2 separate regions of the Mus musculus genome follow, and region 1 is linked to region 2. The links are chromatin contacts, found by Hi-C or POLR2A ChIA-PET in ENCODE. All regions are on one chromosome and are shown on one strand. The core of a region is the stretch at or near the end of the contact, and the rest is flanking DNA. Distances in the headings are between cores, read along the strand shown.

Region 1 (5,571 bases), core at 1,758-4,257, 40 kb before region 2:
CTGGCACCGTACTTCACACACCCATGCATATGAGAAAGGAAAAGAGGGAAATAACCTCCTCAACGCCACGTCACGTGCTGCCCACCCACTGCCGGGATATAGAGCACCTACACACACCTTCAGAGAAATCTGACAGAGGTAAGCTAACAGCCCATCACCGAGGACTCACTGACATACCTCTGTGGTGAGCTTACTAAGACACTTTACTAACCCTCCATCTCCACTGAAAAGGCCTGCGTTCAGTTCCACCAAAGGCAGAGGGGCAAGCCAGCATGAATAAGCTTCTAAACTAGGTAACTTTATAAGTGGGTATCACATCCAAGTTCAATATCCATTTCTGTACCTTGTCCTAACAATGTAGCCCTGGCTTCTAGTCTGTTTAAGTGAACTCAGAGATGAGGGGCCACTCCTCCAGGGGTAAATCATTCAAACAGCATTTCCAAGGCTGATGGTAAAAATGAGTTAGCAATCACATTAATGAAGATATTTGTTCTCTTGAGAATAAGCCGTTCATTTTGATTAGGACTGCCATTTTCTGATTGCTGGAAGCTCGAACTCACTTGTACAAAAAGCACCAGCAAACACAGGTAAGAATGGCATTCAAGGTGTCGACGTTTTCCTGGGAGTTGATCTACCCCATGAAGCAGCCCAGGAACTGCGAAGATGTTTAAATCACAAGATTCCCAACCCTGTCATAAAAAATTATAATGCAAGTTCTAGAGTCAGAAGAAACTCTTTGAGTCTCTTTTGCTCATTCAAGGTGATTACACACTGGAGGCTAATCTGGGTCCCAGTGAGACCCTGTCACAAGAATATAAAAAACATCACTGCAAAATTATCAGATGAAGGTGTAATGGCATGGTTGGAAAGACGGGTCAGTGATTAAGCACACTGGTTGTTCTTCAAAGGACCAAGGTTTGATTTCCAGCATCTACATGGAGGCTCACAACCATCTTAACTCTAATCCCAGGGGATCTGATGCCCAACACGGACCCCCTTAATATCACTGAAATCAAAGATTGGACCCTCCTGATAGGACTTAATATTTGTGCAGCACTCCAAACAAGCTACCCTCAACAACAAAAAGTATATAGCTAGATCTTATCGGCTCTTTAAATCTAATTATCAGTTCCCAGGAAATAATGGGATGGATAAATAAAGGAGCAAGTTACAGGAAGATTTAGCGGGAAACATCTTCAGGATGGATAACCAGCTTCCTCAACAAATATATCACCTGAGAAAATACAAGAGCAGAGAAACTGTTTCATACTCAAGGGGACCTACGGGTACATGCAGAAAATGCAGTGTGCCTGGACATGGGAGCACTTGCCTTTAATCCCAACACTAGGAAGGCAGATCTCTGTGGGTTTCTGGCCAACTCTCTGTCTTAGTCAGGGTCTCTAGTCCTGCACAGACATGACCGAGAAGCAAGCTGGGAAGGAAAGGGTTTATTCAGCTTACACTTCCACACTGCTGTTCATCACCAAGGAAGTCAGGACTGGAACTCAAGCAGGTCAGGAAGCAGGAGCTGATGCAGAGGCCATGGAGGGATGTTTCTTACTGGCTTGCTCAGCTTGCTCTCTTATAGAACTCAAGACTACCAGCCCAGGGATGGCACCACCCACAATGGATCCTCCCACCCTTGATCACTAACTGAGAAAATGCCTTACAGCTGGATCTCATGGAGGCCTTTCCTCAAGGGAGGCTCCATTCTCTGTGATAACTCCAGCTTGTGTCAAGTTGACACACAAAACCAGCCAGTACACCCCCTCTCTCAGAGAGAGAGAGAGAGAGAAGACAGAGAGAAAAGGAAGACAGAGAGAAAGAAGAGAGAGAAAGGAGAGAGAGAGAGAATTCTGACTTCTTTTGGATCCCTATAAGCAAACCAACCGTAAAGAAAGCTGAACAGTAACTCATAGTTAAATAATATATAGTTAATTTTCTTAACTATATTTTGTTTTGGTTTGGTCTTTTTTGAGATTAGGGTCTCTCTATGTTGTGGCCCAGGCTGTCCAAGAATTCACTACGTAGATCAAGCTGAGCTTGAATTCAGAGATCCACCTGCCTCTGCCTCCCAAGTGCTGAAATTAATGGTGTATGCCACCACTGCCAGCCCTTCAACTTGACCGTACACTTTCAGTATTAGATGTATTTTCTGCATTTACCTGCCATGGTTAACTTCATTATAGCTGACACTTGTCTTAGCATTTAAAATACGCACCCAGTTCTCTAATCCCATGCTTCTCTTCCACAGCCCCTTGAAGGTCCCTGAATTCTTATCTATACAAATCATATCCTCTTGAAGACCATTCCAAAATTCTGAACGTTTCATTTTTATGGTTGACTGTGGCTCATCTATGACATTTGTAGCATACTACCTTATACTGATTTGTTGCTGTTGTTACTTAGTTTCGTTCATGCAACAGGTTGCATTATCAATCCTGACACACTTATTGAATACGTCTATATTTTGGGCCTGTGTTTCTAATAAGTGTGCTACAATGAATAGACAGTCTCGGAATTTGTTGACGGTTACAATTTAGTAAGGAAAAATCAGAATTACGCCAACCACAATTGCAAGTATTTTAAGAGGGTTTCTTTTGCAATGGAGTTGTATCATTGCAGCTTCTAGGAGAATGAAGTCCAAAAATACGGTAATGTTAGCGCCAGACATCATCGTAGGCTTAGTTTCCCCTCCGCTTACTTGACCACCGTAGCGCCTGAAAGAGCCTCTGGCCCTACACTTCAGACAAGACCCAGAAGGCTTTGCAGCGCCGCGGAGAACTCTGGGATACAGGTGGATAAACAAAGCAAAGAAAAAAGGCCATGACCCAGGCCCGAAAATCTGCCATTAATTTAATGGATGTCTTTTTCGACTCTTTTGGGGTGCTTACCTTTCCTGAATGCCCCATCACCGGAGGCCTCACTTACGTCCGCAAAAGCCGGGAACAGCGCCATGATCACAGGCCGCACTACCACTCCTGCCTCAGAAATGGCGCCGTCTGGAGAGCTCTGGTTGGAGGACGGTGACTCGCGAGGCACTCTGGGAAATGTAGTTCTTCCTGCACTCTTTAAGGCTTAACTCCTGGGCAAGGCGGTGCGGAGACCCAAAGGGTAGAGAGGGGAGGAGGGAAGAGGGTGAGATTGAGGAAGAACAGTTTCCTTGTAGTTAGTGCCCTCCGGCTTCACTGAACAATGGACAAGCAGGAACCGGAAGAGGAAGTTGGGAGGGGGGAAGGTGTGGAAACTGGAATTCAGCTCCTCTGGTAAAAGCACATTGCCTCCTTTAAACTGGATCAAAGTAATCAAATTCTGTAAGATTCATTTTCCTCCTCTGCAAGATTGTGTGTGTGAGTGTATGTATACGTACACATATACATGTACAAATTGCAATTGTTTCACCCATAAGAAGCATTTAAAAGGTGGCTTTAAACTGGGTGTGGGGGCAAACCCCTTTTAAGTCCCAACACTCAGTGGTAGAGGCAAGTGGATCTCTGTGAGTTCGACACCAGCTGGTCTACATAGTAATTTCCATGAGAGTCAGAACTGTATAGAGACGATGTCTCAAAAAAAGCCAATAAAAAGAAAGAAAAGAAATGAAAAATTAGCTTCTATGTGAGATGTGACAAGTTCCACGGCAAAATGTAAGTGATCCAAATATAAGTTGTCATTTTAAATACCCTAGGAATACAGAAGAGTACAAAGTCCCAATAAGATAAAGGTCTTTGACAATAAATGCATATACTTACCTATAAAGTATTTTTGAGATTCCCCTACCAAAAAAAAAAAAAAGGTTGGGTGCAGGAGCCAATGAAATGGCTTAAATAATAAAGGTACTACCAAGCAAGCATGGATACCTGAGTTTCATCCAGGCTCCACAAAGTTGTCTTCTGACCTCCAAGTGCACAGGGCACCACAATAAAATAAAGTTTAGAAAAAAAAAAAAGCTAAACCCAGAGATGTGACTAATCATCTAAACAAAGGAATGGATGGAAACCTATCCAAGCAGCTCCGTGTACCATGTAAACTGTGTGTACCATGTAAACTGTGTGTGTCCAAAATAAATGTCCAAGTTTTCAGGTCCCTAAAAGTACTTGGAAAAAGGAGGCCAGTAGAATCCACTTGTCTTCAACTGTAAATCTCAAGTTCCGCCAAACCTGACAGGAAGTTATCTCAGTTGATTAAATCAATATCTGCATCAGGGCACGATGATGCTCACCTTTAATCTCAGCACTCTGGAGTCAGAGGCACTGGCACTCACTCTGTGAGTTTGAGGCCAGTCTGATCAACAAAGCAAGTTTCAGGACAGCCAGGGCTACACTGAGAAATCCTGTCTGTCTTAGTTAGGGTTTTACTGCTTTGAACAGACACCATGACCAAAGCAAGTCTTATAAAAAACAACATTTAATTGGGGCTGGCTTACAGGTTTAGAGGTTCAGTCCATTATCATCAAGGTGAGAGCATGGCAGTATCCAGGCAGGCATGGCACAGGAGGAGCTGAGAGTTCTATGCCTTCATCCAAAGGCTGCTAGTGGAAGACTGACTTCCAGCAACTAGGGTGAGGATCTTATGCCCACACCCACAGTGACACACCCATTCCAACCAGGTCAAACCTATTCCAACAAGGCCACACCTTCAGATGGTGCCACTCCCTGGTCCAAGGATATACAAACTATCACACTGTCTCAAAACAAAACAGAAAACAAAACTAACTAAAATGGTTACAGTCTTTCCCCAATGTTTCATCTCTTTCTATTCCAGAAAAATAAGAATTAAATGTGAAAGGCTTCAAAAAAATTTTGAAAGCCATGATAATGTATTGATAACAAGGAATCTTGCTGTAGTGGATATTTGTGTATTTACAAACATGTAAGAGACTTTTCGTAAGCAATTCATAAGGACAACTTAATATATAATCAAGTTACTGATACAGATTTCTAAAGTTTTGTTTTCTGGGAGGATTTTTACTTTTTTAAAATTTGTGTGTGTGTACGTGTGTGTGTGTCATTATGCTTATGTGGCAGGAGCTGATGGCCACTGAGACATCTCACCTGCCCTGTCTTTTGGTTTTAGTTTTGTTTTTGTTTTGGTTTTTTTTTTTTTTTGTTTTGTTTTTAGATAGATCTCAGTATGTAGTACAGGCTCAGACTCTTTATCCTCTTGCCTTTCTCTCAATTAAAACAAAACTTCACTTTTAGTGTAACATACGAGTAAATTTTGCAAAGGTTTAGCAGACACAGACATTTGTATGGAGTGTGTAGCTTTCACCCTAACAAATGTTGAAAAAACAGATTCTCTATGTAGCCTAGGCTGTCCTGGAACTCTCTGTGTAGATCAGGCTGGCCTCAAACTCACAGAGATCTGCCAGTCTCTGCTTCGCAAGTGTTGAGATTAAAGATATGTACCATAATGCCCAGTACATTTTGAAAACGTACAGAATTAATTTTCAGTGTAGCTGCCGCAGAGGCTGGAAATCCTGCTTGGTCTCCAATGTTTCTATGTGATCCTTTCCTGAAAAGCTGTGCTGACCTTTGGTTTAAATGATCAACGTTCGAGTGGTAAAGGCCAGTG
Region 2 (5,159 bases), core at 2,447-4,946:
TAAATACCACAACCAAAATAAACTGGGGCAGGAAAGGGTTTACTTTAGCTTACTGGTTATATAGTCCATCAGAGAAGCTCCTAGGCAGGAGCTCAAGGCAGAAGCCAAAGGATGCACGCTGGTTACCAGTGTGCTTCCTCACCCCAGCCAGCTTAGTGCTTAGCTAAGGTTCCTAGGTGGCCCAGGCCCACCTGCCTAGGGATGGCACCACCCATAGCAGGCTGAAACCCTCCTGCATCAACCACAAATTAAGAAAATGCCTCACAGAGACGGCCACATATCAGTCTGATTTGGGCAGTTCTTCAGTTGAAGTTCTCTCTTCCCAGGTGACTCTAAGTTTGAATCAAGTGGAAGGATGAAATTAACTATGACATCACCCTTTGGCTCATGCTCACGGATAGGCATCGTTTTTCGTTCAGTTGTTTTAACTGAAAGCATAAAACTAAGATCTTATCCCGTTGGACATTTTACTCTCTCAAAGCATGCACTGGGTTCCTATGTCTCTATAACCAACAGCTGCTTGTGACTTAAGAGTTCAGTTGGTCAAAGCATAGAGATAATGAGGTCCAAGACGAGCCAGTTATTTCTCTGTGTCCTGGCTCCCTATCGCTGACTCCATTGTGTTGTGTTGTATATGGCTTTGGGGAAGGTATGGAAACATTTGGAACTTTAAGCTGGAAAACCTGTTAAGCCCTCAGTATTTAGTGGACTTTTCTCTAAGAACTTGGAAGACAAGATGACTGAAATAAATGTAGATGATGGAGGCCTGGCCTGGAAAGGTCCAGAGGGAACTGTGCCACTCAGAGATGTTACCAGGGTCGTTCATGCGATATATTTGAATTAAGACCCTTTGGAAGGGCTAGAGAGATGGCTCAGCAGTACTTGCTCTCGTAGAGGAACCTGGGTTCGATTCTGGGAACCCGCATGGTGGCTCACACCCATCTATAACCTCAATTACAGGGAATCCAACAGACCTGGGACACACATATGCATATAAAGTACAATAAATAAATCTAAAACTTTAAAAAAGGGTCTGTGGAAGTGAAGTCTTTGCTTCACTTGGACAATGAGTACTGCTCATGTAGGACAGAAAAATCAGCTGTGATTATAGAAGACACCCGGCTTGCTGAGGTAAAAGCCTTCTGGAAGTAATTCCTTCGTGTCAGCACACAGAAGCTGTGGTCCAGAGGGGCCAAGGCTGCGCCACAAGCTGGCAGCTGAGCTTGGCAATGCTTACGAGCCTCCCACGTGGTACTGGTTTGAGCAGCGTGAAAGCTGGATTGTTACTGAGAGGACCTGAGGCTTGGCACAGGGTGGTCGAGATTCCTGGCCCAGGGCTGCATTCTTCTTCCTTCTCTTCTATCTAGCATGATTTAATTTAAATAATTTCACATAGAACTACTTTCTTTAAATATCACAGAATGTTCCATAGGCTTTTGGGTTCTTAGTATATTATGGCATTTTTATGTGGCTTTTAAAAATCGCTGACCTCTTCATAAATTAAGACATTAATTCACTGGGACACGAACATTCAGTGGACCTATGTTGTCAGACAGAAAACCTGACGTATGAAGTAGTCAAGTCTCTAACATTGTATCTTTAAATTTTCAGATACTGATTTCACTAATATACAATCTAATATTAGAGCCCTGAGCAAAGGCTCACGCTCTAGTTTATGCCCAATCACCGCCTCACAGGAAGATCCTGGGCAAGTCACTTGACCTTCTTATATTTCAGTGTGTGAAACTAGCCATAAAACTGTGCAAAGCATGACCTCATTACAAACCCACTACACTTGAAAGCTAAGACGCGCTTTGATATGTTAAAGAATTCCAAAAGAGCACTCATTTGTAAAATATAAACAAACAGAAAATTGTTCTATGATGATTAAGATAATCCTAAGGTGAATAGCACTTAGCAAGTAAAGTCATGAAAAGGTTTCAGAGCACTTTATTCAGTGAATTTGTTAAATGACACAGGAAAGTATTGGACAGGTTTTGCAAAACCATAGATTGTAGCTATGTAACCAAAATAACTATAAGGGATGGAAGACTACCAGAAACAAAAGGACCCCAGTAATTAAACATATTTTCATTTTTAGGACATCATTTCTCCCTTGTCACTGCATACCAAATGTTAAAATGCACTTAGCTAACTTCCTTAGGAAGTCTGACAAAAAAAAAAAATCCAAATTCCTTTAGTAATCATTAGTTATAATAATGAGCTTGGCTATGTAGACCTGTAATTCATTGGATTATTGACTATGCTTTAAACTGAATTTTTATTAGTCTCTTTTCTGTGAACATAGGGATATTATGTGTCTGACTGTGAATGGTTTTTAAACCATTTGCAAGAGGGCCAGCAGTACCCTTGGGGGGGGGGGGCTGCCTGCTACAGCTTCTCCTTAAACAGCAGGTTAACCCTTTCTGTAGCATTCTAGGAAGAACAAATTGAAGCGCAGTCCCACAGCTGCTGACATACTGTCTGAGGTGATCCTAAGAAGTCCTCTGGCGTTTGCAATGTTCAGGGACATTTTTGAATCTTTTAAAACACCTATCTGCAAACTTTGACAAAGCCAGAAAAGAAAGGTAACTAGTCTTTCCAGAGAGGAGCATGCTAATCACACATTTTGCCACAATTTCTGAAAGAAGAAACAACCTGCAGCTTGTCCTGGCCTTGCAAACAAAAGATCAAATTCTGCGCTTTGTCTTGGCAAGAAACGAAACTGCAGCATTTTGTTAAGATTTTCTTCTTCTTCTTTTAAGTTCCAGGCTCCAAACTAAGACCTGAAACAGTTTTTGGTCGTCCCTGTCCCCACCCCCACCCTAGTTTACAGAAGAACAAAGAATAGTAAATTTAAAGGTTAAAACATTATTTAAGGACTATAATTAAGATTGTAATTAAGATAGTGGAGCACCCTACTAGAATCAATTGGCTGCACAAGTTCCAGCTGTAATCAGAGTGATCCTGTGTATCTTTCCCCTTCTTTGTATATATCAATTTATGAATTTCCAGGACCAGGACAATTAGGAAAAACTCAAAAGCGTGGGCTCTGAGGGCGACATAAGCCGCTCACTACGTTAATTTTGGAAGCAGGCCTAATAGAATTTGCCACAGGAAATAAGGAACAAACCTAGCAAGGGACAACTCTTCAAGCATCTTTAAAATTTTAGTAGGTATGTAAAAACACGAAAACTAGACTGGTTGAGCGTGTCAACACCACACAGACCTAGCAACTGAGCTTCTAACTGTGCCTCGGACAGTTCTCCAAAATGAGAAAAGTAACATTATCTGACCAATTTCTTCCCCAAGGCCAACCACCGTGTCCTCAACACAGTCCTCTCGCCTCTACAGCTAAGGTTGGATTCCGCCTCCCCGCGGCTGTCCTCAGCCCCTAGATCTCCTCCAGGTCCTCCCCTGTGGGGGACCCAGGATTGGTGGCTCTGCAACCTCGAAGCCACCAGGAGTGGTGGGAGGGGGGACACACAGGTGAAGTGGGGCTGAGTGACGGACACGCGCCTGGAAGCCCGGGACGGCCCCCCAGATTTCGCTACGCAGGCATTCCAGCTCTAGAGGACTCTTGCAGCAACAGACCAGCACCCTCGCTCAGGTCTCCGACTCCCCAGTGACCCCTGCCCGCGTAATGGGCCCGCCGCGCCGGGCGCGCCTGGGGGGCGGAGCCTTGCGGTGAGGTCCGGCTGCCGCAGCGCCGCCCTGCGCGAGGCGGTACTGCCGCGGCGGAGGGATACCGCGCACCGTATATATATCGCGGCACACAGGCTCGCGCTACGGCAGTGGTGCTGGGAGTCTCGTGTCCGTGGTGCCGTTACTCGAAGTCGGGCGGCGGCTGAGGCTCAGCGCACAACGCAGGTAGCGCGTTAGCAGCAGCAGAAGCGGAGGCACCTCGGCGGTCACAGCCCCTGCGCTGGTGCAGCCACCCTCGCCTGCTCCGTTCTTCCTTCCTTCGCTCGCACCATGGTAGGTTGGGATCGGCAGTGGCAGACGTAGCAGCTGCCCGAGCTTTCTGAACAGATTTGTAGTTGAGTCTTGGGGTCTCCCCCTTTTCCTGGTTGAGGTTACCCCCTACCCCATTTTGCCAGGTGTTACGCAGCAGCTGCAGTGAAAGGGGATGTATTTTCGGGTTTGCATCTCCGCTCTGGCTGCCAGAGAACCTCCTCTGAGTTTTGGGCGCCTCTGGGGCTGGACTCTACAGTGGGCTGTGCGCGGGCTGGAGCCGCTGCCACAGCTGCACCGGGGCCTTCCGCATCCACCCCCTCCGCCAGCCCCGCACCCACTGCATCCAACGCGCCGCACCCGGGCTGCCTGCAGCGCAGCGCCTCGGCCGGGGCCAGCGGGGCGGGGGAGCCGGGCGGGGCAGGCCGCGACGTCCCGGTAGTCAGTCCCCGACCGCGGAGAATGAATGGGTCGCGGCGAGCCGGGAGACGTACAGGGCTTGGACCGCGGCCTCGGGGTGTCCTCAGCCACCTTCAGACCCCCTGACCAGCCCAGTCGGGAGTCCCCCCTCGCTTGCGGTCCCCTCCTTCCTCCCGGGGGGCGCGGCGCGGGCGTGAGCTGGGAAGGAAGGAGCCGGGGAAGGGTGGGGTTGGGGGCAGGAAGGCGAAGGCTGGGGGGCGGAGAGGGCGGAAGCGGCCGCCCTGCGCCCGGGCGGGGCCCCGCAGGGTGGCCGCGCGCGTGGCTGGGCCGTGCGACCTCGGTCCCCCTCCCGGTGCCGCGCGAGACGGGCGCGATCGCTCGTGTCCGCGGGGAGGCCCCTTCCCGCGGGAGGTGCTCGGCTCGCGCTAATTGGGGCGGCAGGGCGGGGGAGGAGAGAGTTGGCGCGCTCCTCGGTTTCCATTAGAGACGCAAAGTTTCTGCTGGGGAGGAGGCGGCGGCAGGCTCAGTGCCTGGGGGAGCAGGAGCGGTGGGAGGTGCTGGAGATAGGCAGCACCACGGTCCTGGGGCCCCTTTGGGTCTTCACCCTAGTGCGGCCCCTCGCCCGGCATGCCCCTTGTCTCTCGCTGCTCCCTGGGCGGCAGGGAGATGCCCATCTGTACGTTTCCGCTTTCTCTGCCGCCTCTGGATTGCCAGATGCGAATATGTGGTTGGCCGTGTGCGTGTGCCGTAGCCCCCTTCTCCCTCGCCAGGCAGAGCTGACATCA

Evidence for each region. Hi-C counts contacts between places; a loop is a spot of excess contacts on that map. ChIA-PET counts read pairs that join two places held with the same protein, here RNA polymerase II (POLR2A).
Region 1: a map of heart shows a loop between it and region 2 (6-fold over the local background). The contact joins the promoter of Nrde2 here to the promoter of Calm1 in region 2. A Hi-C loop is called at or near these places in 9 of 37 maps with a recorded cell type or tissue (gastrocnemius, heart and left cerebral cortex). POLR2A ChIA-PET finds 5 or more read pairs at or near these places in 4 of 5 experiments (Patski and embryonic stem cell).

Annotation. Positions count from the first base shown.
Region 1 is chr12:100,156,646-100,162,216 of GRCm38, forward strand. Nrde2 (nrde-2 necessary for RNA interference, domain containing) reads right to left here and starts at 3,008. Exons shown (of 14, transcript NM_001290303.1): 1 at 2,895-3,008. The coding sequence starts at 2,958.
Region 2 is chr12:100,195,739-100,200,897 of GRCm38, forward strand. It overlaps Calm1 (calmodulin 1), which reads left to right and starts at 3,697. Exons shown (of 6, transcript NM_009790.5): 1 at 3,697-3,978. The coding sequence starts at 3,976.